Linked DNA regions of Mus musculus: region 2 is linked to region 1. The links are chromatin loops, found by intact Hi-C in ENCODE. Cell type or tissue: left cerebral cortex. All regions are shown on one strand. Links, peaks and the distances in the headings refer to the core of each region. The heading gives the core; the rest is flanking DNA.

What was found. A loop is a pair of places that touch in the nucleus more often than their neighbours do. Peaks named below come from ENCODE experiments on the same cell type or tissue, not always from the same donor. Only the 100,000 strongest peaks of a DNase experiment are listed, where the experiment ranks them.
Region 2: a loop joins it to region 1, with 2.6 times the contacts of the local background. A loop is called at or near these places in 1 of 42 quality-filtered maps.

Annotation. Positions count from the first base shown.
Region 1 is chrX:104,477,987-104,485,800 of GRCm38, forward strand. It overlaps Uprt (uracil phosphoribosyltransferase), which reads left to right and starts at 4,817. Exons shown (of 7, transcript NM_001081189.3): 1 at 4,817-5,363. The coding sequence starts at 4,975. In left cerebral cortex, for the core only: no CTCF peak of the experiment used is centred there; DNase peaks (open chromatin) are centred at 4,778, 5,279 and 5,619; H3K4me3 peaks cover 1,107 bases; H3K27ac peaks cover 766 bases.
Region 2 is chrX:104,666,993-104,674,806 of GRCm38, forward strand. Zdhhc15 (zinc finger, DHHC domain containing 15) reads right to left here and starts at 4,072. Exons shown (of 12, transcript NM_175358.4): 1 at 3,672-4,072. The coding sequence starts at 3,807. It overlaps Gm39530 (a long non-coding RNA gene), which reads left to right and starts at 2,828. Exons shown (of 3, transcript XR_003953044.1): 1 at 2,828-3,167. In left cerebral cortex, for the core only: no CTCF peak of the experiment used is centred there; DNase peaks (open chromatin) are centred at 3,365, 3,836 and 4,193; H3K4me3 peaks cover 1,252 bases; H3K27ac peaks cover 332 bases.

The sequences.
Region 1 (7,814 bases), core at 3,271-5,770:
GAAAGAGAAAACATCAGTTAGAAACAAGTTTGACGCTGCACAAAAGCAGATCACCATCCAAATGAAGTCTCTGAATAAGGTCAACTTTACTCTTAACCAAAAAGGTGTATGTGCATGACAGAGTGAACACAAAAACAGGAAGTGCACTTGGCTTTTTTCAGACTTAGGTGGTCATGACTGTGTCTTTCCCCCAGCTGCTGGGATCTGACCTCCCAACCTTTCAAGATTAGTTAGTTTTAAGAGTCCACAAAGGAAATGAAGGAAAAGGGAAAGGAATTCCTGCTCAGAGCCATCAAGACCCTGGAATGCAGTCGTGCCTTTGTGCAAACAAAGGGTTTACCAAGTGCGGTGGGATAGAAACATTTGCATGAAAGTCTTACAAGGTGGGAGATTGAAAGATTTGAATGCTTTCTCATAAACACAAGTTTTACAGTGTTTGATAGGAAATACTACTATTTAGTGTTTCTTAAACGTCATGAGGAATTCTGTGAGGCATTTTCTTGTGGGATGATTCATGTGGGATGGCCCAACCCACTCTGGGCAGTGCCACCCCTGAGCAGGTAAGGTTGGGTTGCACTAAAAAGCAAAAGGTGTGTGTCGGGGTGGCAGCTAGGCAGATGGCTCAGCAATGAAGTGTTTGCTACTTTTGCGGGAGACCTTGGTTCCATGACCAGCAACCACAAAGTGATTTCCAACCATCTGTAACTCTGGTTCCAGGGGATCCAGTGGCTTTCTTCTGACTTCAATGGGCAGCAAGCATGTACATGGTTCATCTACAAACATGTAGGCAAACCACTCACACATAAAATAAGGTGAAAAAAAATTTTTAAAAATGTCTTGTTGTTGTTTTTTAAAGCCAGTTTAGAAAACCAGAAATTGCAAGCTAGGAAGCGGCGTGTCTCCATGGTCTGTGCTTCAGTTTCTGACTTCAGTTCCTATGGGAGTTTCTGCTCTCACTTCCCTTCGTGATGGCCCATGATTAGGATGAGTAAACCAAATAAACCTTCTCCTTCCCAAGTTGCTTTCAGGCACAGTGTTTAATTACAGCAATAGAACACAAATTAGGACAAAGTGTACAAACTTTTAGGTAGAAAATGAATGAATTCTGGGATCTAATGTGCAGCATGGTGACTGTCGCTCATATTATACTGTAGCCTTGATATAGCCTTGCTACAGACTACATCCTTTTAGGGTATAGAAGTGTTAAGGCAGGGTCTTGTTACATAGCCCAGGCTAGGCTAGAACTCACTTAGTGCTCAGGCTGCTCTCAAACACTCTGTCCTCTTATTCCAGCCTCCTGAGGGCTGGAATTACATCTGGGCTACATGGCAAGTCTTTGTCACAATAAAATAAAATAAAATAAAATAAAATAAAATAAAATAAAATGGAACAAAACAAAACCAAGGTAAGGAATATACCTAAATGATGGCACAGATATTCATTTAGGAAAAAAAGTATATCATAGTGCCCATTCATTGGCTTTCCTCTTAAATAATATATTTTTATTTATAACAAATTAAAATTATAGTGAAGTGGCTTAAATACTACTGAAATCAAGGCAAAGGAATAAGCAAAGAGTTCAGGAGAGGATTAAGTATTTATTTCTTTTTTAGAGACAGGCTGTCATGTAACTCTAGATCCTCTCATCTCTATCTACCAAGCACTAGGATTACAGAAGTGGACCACTATGGGTCAGCCAGGCATAAGTAGAAATACAAGATTATATCCAGAGTACTTAATTCAGTTACATAATACAAGTGTGTGTGTGTGTGATTAAGTTTCTTAAATTTACTTTTCAATGCTTATTTCTGCATGTATAGCTTACATGACATTGTCAAGTGAATTAATTTCTATCTTCATTTTCTTGTAAAATGAATATAAGAAGATAGATCATAGCCCAAGACATTAGAAAGTTTAAGTAAGATACTTAAAGAAAAGAAAATAGAGTTTTGATTTCTCTCAACTTTACTAATACTCAGTTGTCACTTTAAATTAAACTCCTAAATCTGAATTTTATTAAATGTAAAACAAGAATTATACTGGGCCTAACTGTTTTACCATATCAAATGAGATATGAAAGTGTTCTGAATAGTCACTATACTGTTGCATGTGAAGGACTCCAATGTTCAGAGCTTGAACCTCTCGAAATGTAACAGTCTAAGTTAATGCCTGGACTTCAATCCATCACAGGTAAAAATTTATTCTCATATTATTGGCTTTAGAAAATGTGTTTTCTCTTAAATACATCTTAGCAACAAAGAGAAAATAGACTGATTTAAAACAAACAACAAACTACCCATGATGGAACCATATCAATCACTACAGGGGAATCTTCCAGCTTTTATTTTATACGGCTTTCTACCTAGAGCAGAAATTGATAAACAGGAAAGCCGGGCTGATATGAGATAACGCTCCTGTTGTCATCTATGACAAAGGGTTGGTGCTGAGTAACATTATCCCTGCTTTCCAAAGATCCAGGCTGGCCACCACCATTTCAAAATTTCAAGACATTCACTTATTTTACTTTGTATCTGTTTTGACACCCTGGCAAATAGAAAAGATGAAATCGGTATTTCATTAACTGAATGATTTCATATATCTTTAGGTATGGGTAAAGGTGAGATTTAGACTTGAAAGACGGGTTTCTGTGTTAGCTTTAATCCTTTTGGGATGTACAATCAATCTTGGACAACTATTTGATTTTGATTTTGTATGACAGGGTTCTTACACGAGTATCTGTGTGTATGTGTGTGTGTGTGTGTGTCTATCCCAGACTAACCTTGGTGATCTTCTTTCACAACACCTTGAGTGCTGGGATTATAGGCATATGCTACCATGCCTGGCTTTTTCCCACCTTGACTTTTCAAATAAGAGAATGCTTCATAACTTCTTTATAAATTATAAAACACAACACTAAATGTGTTATTCTGATTAGTCATTAGTAAATTTTTATCTTTTCTGAACCTAAAATATAAACCAGCTAATGCTTATTGGTTAATATAAGAAAGTATACAACCGGGCGTGGTGGCGCATGCCTTTAATCCCAGCACTTGGGAGGCAGAGGCAGGCAGATTTCTGAGTTCGAGGCCAGCCTGGTCTACAAAGTGAGTTCCAGGATAGCCAGGGCTACACAGAAACCCTGTCTCAAAAAAACCAAAACAACAACAACAACAACAACAACAAAACAAACAAAAACAAAAAAAGAAAGTATACGAATACAGAAGACAGACTGACATTTGTGCTGTTTCAATTTATTGTTCTATGGCATTGAAAACAGGGTCACAGGATGATGAAACAATGGACAGTTTTGGAGCTGGGTTATCTTTGGTCATGATACAATACTGGGCTTCATTGGATTCCTCAAGAGTATTCATTGACAAAACAGACATTTGTTCTGGCCTACTTGAAGTTAACAGATACAAGTTTTAAGCCCAGAGACCCTTTAATTTGCATTATGTGTTAAGTGAAAAGACTGTACAACCTTTCGAAAGTGTGGGGATTGTGCAGTGACATTAAAATGTCTACACTATAATGATAAATAGTGATGTATAGACTTGGAAGTAGGACACAAACAAATATTGCTTATTTTAATTATTTTTGAGACTAGAGCTTGCTTTATAACTCAGGCTAGCTTTGAACTCTTGATCCTTCCATGTCAGCCTTCAAAGTGTGGGGATTACAGATGTGTGCCTTCATGTCAAGTTAAAACTCTGCATCGTAACAAGCTCTACAATTTTTCTGATACAATGGACATTTGCAAATTATTATTCTAGACTTTCTTGGTGGGTACCTAAACATTTTTAAAAGCCATCCTTCCAAGTATTGTTTGGGAGAACAAACAGTGTAATGAAAATTATGCCATAGTAACATGTGCAATTCAGTGCCCAACCAGTATCAGTAAGAAAAATTTTAGTGGTCAAGCGTACTTAAGAAATGGCATCTTGCCAGTACAGGGGAATACCAGGGCCAGGAAGCAGGTGTGGGTGGGTTGGGGAGCAGGGCAAGGGGAGGGTATAGGGGACTTTGGGGATAGCATTTGAAATGTAAATGAAGAAAATATCTAATAAAAAAGCCTTAATAAGCCGGGTGTGGTGGCACACGCCTTTAATCCCACTCGGGAGGCAGAGGCAGTCGGATTTCTGAGTTCGAGGCCAACCTGGTCTACAGAGTGAGTTCCAGGACAGCCAGGGCGATACAGAGAAACCCTGTCTCAAAAAACAAAAAACAAAACAAAACAAAACAAAAAAGCCTTAATAAAAATAAAACAATACAGAAAGAAAAAAAAAGCTGTTGTTTGTCATCTTAAATTCAGAAAGCTCAATAAATTCCTTACATTTGTATACACACACACACAAACACACACACACACACACACACACACACACACACACACACACACACACACGAAATGACATCTTGTAGAAGAGTCTAGAAAGGCCAGCCTGCTAGCTGTTCTTACTTTGCTTCTTCTGTTACACAGATAAGCCATTAGCTTGAAGATGCAGCCAACTACCCAAGTATGTTTTCTTTGCCAAGACAGAAAGTTAGAAAACAGTGCCTTACATGTGTAATCCACCCGTATCTTTTCTTGGCTCTACCAAAGTTCTGATTGCAAGAAGTCCTAGGGGTTTTCTGAGGACTCAGCAACCAGGGATATCTCTGGTTTAGCCACCTCTGCCAAGCAACTGTGATAATCTCTCAAGCAGGAAAGACTTAAAAGAGTTAACAAACCAGCATGCTGTAGACTGGCAGAGAGATGGGCCAATAAGGTGTCTAAGCCGGCAGTGCGTCTGGTGTGGGCGGGTATGGGCAAAGCGTGCGAAAGGACCGTAGAGGCCTAGGGGTGAGAGGGCAGCCAGGGTTAGAGATTTGGAGGAGCCAGGGGCCAGGAGGACGCACGTGTCCGCATCCTTTTCTTCTTGCCCTTTATCCCTAGGGTTTGATAGCAGCGGGGATAGCTCGGGGGCCCCGTGTATGGCCTCGGAGTTACAGCGTCCGGACTCCATGCCCTGTCACAATCGGCAAGTAAACTCTACTTCTAGCCCAAGTCCCGAGCATCTGCTAGCCGAGGACCGGGTCCTGGATCATGCAGAGGAAAATAACGCTGCTATGGCTAAGCTGACTCTCCTCCCTGGGCACGCCCATTCTAGCGTGCTTTCGGAGCGGGACTCTCCGGCCTGCTGCAGCACTAATCTTCACTCTGAGAACCACAGTGACAGTAGTGACAGTGGCAACTACGATGCACCTGTCGGCGGCGACTCCCTGCTAGGGGACTGTGAACTCTCCCGACAGATTGGGGCTCAGCTTAAGTTGCTGCCTATGAATGATCAGATCCGGGAGCTTCAGACTATCATCCGGGACAAGTAAGCTTAGAGCGGAAGGGAAAAGGGAGCGGAGGGCTGCAGGGTGAAAGTAAAAAGCTTCTGTTTGCATTTGGCACACTGGTCTTTGGGGATTAGAGCCAGGCCTCTTTCTTTGGCCTGTGAGTAGGGAGGGAGTCAGTGAGACACTTCTGTGGCCCCTTCTTAGTTGCTGCGGTTAACATTGCTTTGTTTAGGAAGGAAACCTTTTAGGTAGCCTTCAGCCTCTTCCGGCCTCTTTGTCTGTCTTAAACATGACCAATCCTCTACTGTGCCAGGCAGGTACACACCCCTATGCCATCTGCTCAGTTCCCGACCACGTGGTAAATGTATAACCCAGGAATGGTTACTGCCTGTGGTTATTAACACCCCGACAGCCCAAGCTCACAAAACTAAAGCAATTTCAAGGGAAATGATGTGCTCCGCCAGCCCTCTGACTCAACAGCATTTGCTCCTGCAGTTTGCCATTTTGTTTACTGATTGGGAGTTCAGCTTTACCTGGTTGCCAGAAAGTTTATGATTCCACTCTTATCAAGACAGTTTTACTGAAAACTTACAGAATGTAGTTAACAGCAAAGGTAACCTAAGAACAAGTTGGATCCTCCTAATCCCACAAATCAGTATAGCAAGAACTTGAAAAGTTAAAATATTTTGGAATATGGATTTTCTTGGATAGCTATGTACCACAGTGAAATATAGCTGCCATCTTTCCTTTTTTTCTTTCTCTTTCTTTTCCCTTCCCTTCCCTTCCCTTCCCTTCCCTTCCCTTCCCTTCCCTTCCCTTCCCTTCCCTTCCCTTCCCTTCTCTTGTCTCTTCTTTTCTTCTTTTTAATCAGACAGGGTTTTCCTAAATTGCTGCTCAAACTTTGGCCTCAAACTCCAAGGCACAAGTCAACCTCCCAAGTAGGTGGAACTACTGGACCTGAGACCATACCTGGCTCCTATTGGCAGCTTTAAATGAGCAGCTACGGCTCATTTAAGACCACTGTATTTCTAGCATGTCTTGACATTTAAAAATGCCCTAAAATAAATACGATTTGGCAACCGTTTCTTCATACTCTTGTAGTGGGCTCCAGTGCTTCCGTACTGCAGTTTTCCTGACTCTCACATGCATGCATCTACAACTGCCTTTTGAACATAGCAGCCTTGATTTGATAACTGCCATCTCAGCAGCCTTCATTTGGAACCAATTTGGGCATGCTTAGCCCCCTTTGGTTCCTTGTTTCTGCTTTCATTTAGAATTCCCCACATCCCTTTTTATTAATGGTCAACTCCTGTTTTTTCAAGGCTAAACTCATTCTTCCTGGCTGATTTTCCCTGACCGTTTTTTAAATGGAAGGTTTCCTTTCTATTTTAAATATTATTACTTGTGTATGGACCTTGCTTATTAGGTTTACAGCTATTCATTGCAAGTAATAGAGCTCCATCATTAAAGGTTATTTCTACCTTTTGTGGAGTTTTACTGTATAGCCCGGTCTGGCCTGAAGTGTTTGACCCTCCTGCCTTAGCTTCCTGAATGCTTGAGTTATGCGGGGTGCACTGCTATGCCTGGACCTAGCTCTTAAGCTTATATTTATGAAACTGTACTATTTGCTTATAAAGAATCAGTATTGAAAACTATGATCACATGATCTAATGGCATAGAGGCTTAAAAAAGATGAGGCATAGTTTTGGTAGTTGTTGGGACAACTGAAGTAAGACATCTGTGAAATAAAGAAAATTTGATAATTCTTGGAATTGACTAACTTTGGTTCTTGGATCTATTACACTTGTAGATGAATTTTGGGGTCTCAGTGAATTTCTAGTAAATTTTATTTGTCCATGGTAATGGTTATTTAAAAAATATCTTTGTTGGAGGGATTCTTGCATTATAGACATAAGACCTTGGATTTGATTCCAAGCACTGCAAATAAAAGAACATTTTTATTGAGACAGAACTTTCATATACAATTGAGACATTTTAAAGTATAATTTAATGGTTTTCTGTATGTTCTTCACCTACCACAGTCACTTTTAGAACATAGTCATCCCCTCAACAAGAGACCTCACAGGTAGTCAGTCCACATTTACCTAACACCCCCTCAAGCCCTAGGCAAAAATTAGTTTACTTTAGAGTTCCATTAGTTTGCCTATTCTGGATATTTTTTCTGTGTGTTTGTGGTATATGTATGTGTTCATGTTTGTGTGGGTATAAGTATTCATGCATGTACGTATGTGTGTGGAATATAGAGCGAAATAGACATCTGATATCTCCCCCATCACTATACACCTGTACACTCTCACATGCATGCATCTACTACTGCCTTTTGAACATAGCAGCCTTGATTTGATAACTGCCATCTCTTTTGTTGAGACAGGGTCTCTTATTGAACCTAGAGCACACCAATTCAGTAAGACTAGTTGGCTAACAAACTTCAAGCATCTTTCCATTTCTGTCTCCTCAGAGCTAGGATT
Region 2 (7,814 bases), core at 2,294-4,793, 190 kb after region 1:
TAATTTATTGCTTTTGTTACATTGATAAAGGCATGGCTTTGCTATCAGGCAGGCTTCACTTCTGATTTTCAGTGCTATACTAAATGTAACATTAGAAAATTGGCTTCAACATTTCTGAAATCCAGGTTGCACATTTGTTCAAAGATTTTACAAAGAGGGCCAGCAAGAGGGCTAAATGTGTAAGGGCATTGGCCACCAGGTCTCAGGGTCTTTGAGTTCAATCCCCAGAACTCTAATGATAGAAGGAAATAACCAATTCCTATGCTTCCATTAACTTCCACAAAATGTCGAGGCACATCCCTCCAAATACCACACACACACACACACACACACACACACACACACACACAAACACAAACACACACGTAAAACTTTAGAAAACACTTAAGATTGTAACGTGAAGATGGCATCATAGAATGTGAGAGCTAGAAACAGAAGTCAAGGCCACTTATTTCACTGATTTTTATTTTTTTTTTTTTTGAGATGGGTTCTGCCTATAGTAAAGAGGTTTGTTTTGAACTCCTAGGCTCAAGTGACCCTTCTGTCTCAGATTCTCAAGTGTTGAGACTATAGGTTTATGTAACTTTATTGGGCTTAGCTTAGTTTAAAAAATGCTAATATTGATACAAAAATGTTTAAAACAAAACAATGTCTGAGGCAAATAAAATATATTTTCAGGTTATACCAGTCCTGTGGGTCACCAGTTTTGACCTCTGTACTAGTTGAGAGGAAGCAGCATGTTATAATATCTTGAACAGAACGTCCACATTGCCTGTGTTACCATCTAAGTTTAACAATTTACCAGCTCTATAATCTCAGATAAATTACATAATCAGTTCATTCCTCTCAACTAGGCATAAGAAACCTTAAGCTTTCTAGCAGCTTTCAGTATGGCATGACTAAGAACCTATAGAAAGCTAATTATATGCATTGATTTTTTTTTCTGAAGGGGGGAGTGGGATGTGAGACAGGGTTTTATGTAGCCTGGCTTCAGCCTTTCTATGTAGTTGAGAATGGCCTTTGACTCCGGATCCTAGTGGGACAACAAATGTGTACAACCATACCTGATACTTGGTCTTACCTCAGTTTGTTGACTCACTTTACATATCTGGATAGTGGGGGTAATAATGGTACCTACCTTATAGAGCTCTGAGGATTAGTGAGGTGATACATATAGACTGCTAATAAAATTGCAGTAGTGAGGACACTTTTTTCTAGCACAAAATAAGCACTATATAAGGATTAACTATCATCATTACTGATTTTTAACATGATTTCGTGTTGAACTCATGTATGTTAGTAGTAAAGGACTTGAAAAGAAGGCTTGATAGTATTTACAATGTAGCATTGTTCCTGGAAGTGATGTACATACCATCACAATGGAGCTGAACTTTTGATCCCTTAGTTAATCATTCAAAAAAGACAAAGTGGTAAGGTCTGAGAACAGGAAAATTTTCCCGTCAAGGGAATGCACCTTATAGCAGACAGAGAAGAAGAGCAGGAGAACAGCCCAAATGCCTACCCATGAAGGCAACAAACCAAACTTATTGCTAAAAGCCTCTTCTGTATTTCCCATAACGTCCTTAAGAAGAAGGCCAGGAAAAAAAAAAGCCACATCTTGATCTATAGAGTTGACTAGAAGGAATTCTTATATCGGAAAAACACACTTACTTTACTTGACCCAAATTTGTGTAGGGATAGAGTATAGTATTTTTTCAAATACGTAAGAGAAAGGGGTTATAAGTGTAGTTGGTTCCTGGGACTGAAAAGTAGCACTCAAGCAGTAATATTTGAGGTGAGAGTTATGATATGAGGAAATAAATGAAGCATAGGAAGGCAGCTTTGAGGGGATGTTTGATGAACTCCACTTTGAATGAACAGGGAGACTGCAGGCCACAAGTATAAGGGGCTGGTAATAGGACTTCAGTATTGAAGTGATAATAGGTCTTAATAGGATCTCACATGAAAAGATATGGGGATTCTTCAATGGACCATGAGAAATTTCTGTTGAGAGGAGACAGTGTATGTCATGAAAACTAATTTGAGTTTATGAGAATGTTAGAAGGCCATATGTAATAGAGAGAGGACTGGAAACATATGAAAATCTAAGTGTATGTGGGTAAATACAAGAAAAAGATCTTGTTTTTTGTGCTGTGAAAGACTGGAGAATTCTGAGTTTGAAAGCACAAGGTACATGATAGGAACCAGGTTGTAAATAAGGAGAGACTAGAGTAATCCCTGGTGTGGTAGGACAGGGCATAAGGAAAGTCCAGCATCACTAAAGGGGTGGTCTAGGAAGAGAAAACAACAAAAGTATATTCCCATGAGAAAGGGCCAAAGGGACAAACTTCAGTAAGAAAGAACTGGATTTCCCAGGCTTGAGAAAGCAGGGGGCAAGTGCATTCTGAGAGGAAACAATGACAAGCACCAGGGACTGATAGTGTCAGAATGTGGGGACAGTGGGAAAACACTGGAGGGGGTGAAGAATGTTTCTCAGTAAAGATAGTTAAAGATTAAACAAGTAGTGGCTCTTCCGTGGGATATGGTAAAGATTGTGGGGACTCTTGTAAGTGTAAAGAAAACATTTGAGTATGCATTTATTGTGGATGGGACTGTCAGAAAATAACATAGGCCTTCTAATGAGAAGTTGAATGCTTTACAAAGTGGAAGGGAAGAGGCTGTACCCAGTGTGGTACAGTGCAGAGCTCTAATATGAGAAGAGAGTGTTGTATAGAACCCCCACACCACAAAAGGAGCTCTGAAAATGAGGGAAGCGCACAGGAAAAGAAGGGGGGAAACCTTATTACCATTGTGTGAAATGTGAGGTAGAACACACAGACTGAGGAGTCATAAGAAGGCAAACATATGAAGCACTCCTCTCTCTCTCTCTCTCTCTCTCTCTCTCTCTCTCTCTCTCTCTCTCTGTGTGTGTGTGTGTGTGTGTGTGTGTGTGTGTGTGTGGTGTGTATGTTGCATGTGTGCACACATGTGCGTGCTCTCTTGGATCTCAGAGAAAGAATGGACGGAGGGCTTAGCCCTGTGTAAAAAGTGAGAACAGAATGTTCTGATGTGAGAGGTTCAGAAGTGGGTGGGGAGGAGATGTGAAACCTCTCAGCTTGTGTTTGAAGATTGCAGAGAGAAGGTATGGATCTCAAAGTGGAGAAAAGGTGAGCTAATAGAAGAGGACAGGAATTATTTTGGGATCCCTTAGAGGGAATCCCCAGCATGGAAGGAATCATAGTAGGAGGGGGAAATGGTGGGGCCCTTAGTTGGATGCTTTGGTGGAGCAGGCACTTTAAGGACATGGAGTATGGTGCTTCCTCAATTGGTAGGGTGGGCTCAGAAGGTGGTTGCCAGGCAGTACAGCTTAAGTGGTTACCCTGTACTGGGAAAGGGGGTCCTGGTAGAAAGAGTCAGGGAATTATCGAGGGTAGAGCAAGGAAGTAAGAAAACCCAGGGGAGAGGAGATGGCGACGTGGTGGGACCCTCGTGGGACGGCGCATGAGAGATATTGTGAGAAGCCCAAGATTGGAAACTGGGAGTTTTTCAGGGCGCGAAGGGAAAAGCCGCAGGGTGAGGGCTGAGCTCACTGGGGACATCGGTATGAAGGATAAGGCAGACGATTGTGCTGGAGCATAATTTCCCCAGTTTATGTGGCCAGCCCCACTTACCCAGGCAGAGTTCAAAGACGTAGGCATAGTAGGACCAGAGAACGACGAGGACAATAACGAGCACTGGCACCCAGGACAGTACCCGGCGGCAGCACCGCAACCCCCCAGACAGAGCCATCTTCCAGCCCCGCCGCATCTTCGGCTCGAAGATCGACCGAGCAGGCCTGCTGGCGCCGGCCGGGATCTGCTTGGGCGGCGGCTGGGAGGCGGGAAGGCGCGCTGTGCGGCGCTCCACTGCTTAGCCTGGCGGGAACCGTCCTCGAGCCGCTGCCACCTGTGGGGCTGCACTGCCCAGCGCGCCCCGTCTGGCACCGCTGGCCTGAGTCACAGCTACAGGAACCGGCTGAGGTGGGGCAGAAGGTGGTTGCCTAGCAGTCCAGGCCGCAGGACTCACAGGGACTGCAGCCCCTCCCCCTTTCCACCTCTCGCCCCCTACCCCCAACCCCCAACCCCCAACCACTTCCTCTGAGCCTGCTGGGCTGGGCCTCCGCCAAATGTAAAACCCAAGAAATGTGGGTCCGCCCATCTGCCTTTACTGCACTGCATCCACCTTCTCTTCAGTTCTGGTTTCTCCCCTCTTCCTTCCCCTGTATCTCCTTTTCTTTGCTGTCCCAACCCCCAGACACACAAGTACAAAAAGGCACTGTGCAAAAGATGCACACAGCACAGTAGTACCTCATGAATTAAAGGTCATCCATCTCCATCCTCCCACTGCTACTTGAACAGTATGCTTAACACGTAGTGCTGCAGTCTCTGTTGGGGTACATCCCTTGACAGGGCACTCCTTCCACCCTCTGTACCCCCTGCAGAATTAGCTTAGTGTATTTTCAGAATAAACACAATGGTGCAGAAATCAAGTGAAGGCCATAATGATTCTGGGCTCAGGGAACTCTCTAAAGGTTTAAGCTTTATTAATAAAAGCACTTTTTTTTTTTCAGCTGGGCGTGGTGGTGTCACATGCCTTTAATCCCAGCACTCAGGAGACAGAGGCAGGCAGAGTTCTGAGTTTGAGGCCAGCCTGGTCTACAGAGTGAGGCCAGCCAGGGCTATACAGAGAAACCCTGTCTCGAAAAACCAAAAAAAAAAAAAAAAAAAAGCATTTTTCAGGCAGAAGAGGATTGATGACCTCTCAGACCAGAAACGTGTTTGAAAAGGCATGACATGACAATTCTAAAGTGTTCCAAGACCAGCTGCTGTACCTTGAAGAGAGTTTATGTGAAGAGGATGGGAGTGAGGACTGAAAATACAGGCTGGAGCAAGGATGTGAATGCTCTTGGATGCCTTGTCAGGGACACAGTTATGTAGAGCAGATGGAAAACAGTCAGCAAAGGTCGGGGGGCGGGGGGCAATGGAATAGAGTCACAGTGATACTAATGTAAAACAGTAAGCTGGATTTCACTAAGGAAGCCGGTCTGAGAGCAGGGGGACCAATCAGGAGGCAAGTCGTTACTTTCTATTAAGTCAACATTAGTATAAATAAAGAATGGCAAACCAGGGGACTGTCACGAAGAAGCTCATGTCCTCCTTAAGGCAACAGGCTGTTGTTTTGACACAAGTACCTACCACAGTTCTATTATTATGGTCGTTTGTATATTTCATACTCATTGATCTAATGGTTTCCAAAGGTCTAGTACACGAAGAGACTTTTGCTGAGATCCAGTTTTGATTTACAGTCAGTGTGACTGCTGTGTGAGAGCAAGAGGTTTTATAAGCCAGGAAGCGGGAGTGGGTGGGTTGGGGAGCAGGGCAGGGGGAGGGTAATTAGGGGGTTTTAGGGATAGCGTTTGAAATGTAAATGAAGAAAATATGTAATTTTTTTAAAAAAGAGATTTTGTAAGATTGTCTTGTGGTTTTAATGTATGGTTATACATGCAATAACGTTCCTAAAGTAACAACACTATTGTTTCTTTTCAGATTAAGATCAAGGTTGATGTTACTAAAGTAGTAATGTAATGAAGTGCAGAGTGTATTTTAGTTACAATATTTAATAGTCTGATAAGTTATTTAGCCCTGAAGTTCTGACATGAAAGAATGGCTTTCCATTAATCATGGTTTTGAGGATCTTAGAACATATATTTTGAGATTTTTGTACCTATTTTGTTTAAATCAAGTGGCTTTGTGGAGGAAATGATTAAATGTAGATAGAGTCTGAGCTGGGCAGAATACCTACTAACTTACTAAGAAGGTAACAGGTTTAAGTACGGATTTGAGGGAAGGAATGACAGATAAAGGGAATTGTATAATGGTAAAGATATATGAAACTTTATGGTATATTCGAGAAGACTACAAGAAACCTGTCTTGTTGGAAGGCATCACAGTAGGCTAACCTCTTGATTAATATTTTTGAAGCATTATGGGCCAGAGAGCTGGGAATGCTTGTTGCTCTTCAAGAATTTGATTCCTGGTACCCACATCAGTTACCTCTTATTGGCCTGTAACTATCTCCTGGGGGGCTCTGACACTGTCTTCTGATCTCTGTGAACACTTGCCTTTGCCCCTCCCCCACCATGACACAATTAAAAGACTTTGGGCCCAAAGCAGGGGATCAGGAGACGAAGGGTATCATGGAACTGTTTGTGGGAGATAATCGATAGAATTTGTTAATCACTGTAAAAAGTGAGGAGTGAGACCAGTCAAAGGTAATGAAGAACAGTGTTGCCTGCCACCACCACGGGGGCTATGGTGAGGAAAGGAGGTTGGATAGGGAAGTTGAAAAGTTCCTTTTTGGTGGGCTTTGCTTATATTTTTATTTTCTAGTGTAATCTGGGCACTAATCAAATAGCTTGCGATGAGGACTTATGATAGAGAGAATTCATATGCAGATTAGCATGGATGGCTAAGAACCAACAGAGAAACCAAGTTCAAGAATATATATTGCAAGGTTTAGCAAAGTATGTTTACGGGCTACATGTCAACTATTGACTTATTTGTTTTCTTTCTGTTCCCTGCTGTTTTTTCCCCTAGTTTTTTGCTGATCATGATGGTACATGGGTGTAACCCTAGCACTTAGCAGGTAAAGGCAGGAATTCAAGGCAGTCCTCTGCTATATAGCTAGATATAGAGCAGGCTCAGGCTGGGTTACTTGAGACTTCCTCACTTTGTTAAAAGTTACATTTATTTAGTGTGTGTGTATGACTGTGCATGTGAATGTATGCATGTGTGTGTGTACACATATACACACATATACATGATACACAGCATGTGTGTGGAGATCAGAGAACAAGAGATAGAAGTAATTTCTTTCTATCAGGACATCATGTGGGTCCTGGAAATTGAACTCAGGTTGTCAGGCTTGGCTGCATGTGCTTTTACCAACTCCTACCTCATTTATTGACATAGACTATTGGACATACTGCTATATTTCATAAAGACCATTTCTTTCAAGTACGAAATGTACTTTGACTATATTAACGTTTTCTGATTTCCTCAATTGAATTCTCCCTTCACTTGTTTAGTCTCTTCTAGTTTCATGCCATATTGTGTGTGTGTTCTTGTCTCTGTGTGTGCAGTTTTATATACGTATAAAGAATTGTAGGATCTAATAATGAGGAAAAATATGTGGCATTATCTTTATACATGTGATTTAGTTTCTTTCAGCACAATGATCTTCAGTTTCAACAGTTTTTTAGCAAATGGAATTATTTCATTCTTCATGATTGAATAAAACTCCACCTATGTATATGTACCACATTTTCTTTATTCATTTATCTGTAGATGGACACATAGGCTGATTCCATATGTATCTGTATATGTATATATGTATATGTATCTGTATGTGTGTGCACATATGCATGCGTGTATGCATGCTTGTGGACGGTAAAGAACAACCTCAGGTCTTACTCCTAAGGCATCTCTCTCTCTCTCTCTCTCTCTCTCTCTCTCTCTCTCCTTTTTGTTTGTTTAAGATAGGATCTCTCATAGCCCTGAAACTTCATCAGGTAGGCTAGGCTAGCTGGAAAGTGAGCCACAAAGCTGTCTCCACTTCCCATCTTGCCATCTCTGGTATCTCCATAATCTCCATACCTGGCTTTTTTTTTTTTTTTTTTTGAGTTCTGTGGATCTGAACTCAGACCCGCAGAGTTGGGAGTCAAGTATTTTCCTGGATGAGCCATCTTCTATAACTTGACTGTAGTGAATAGTGCT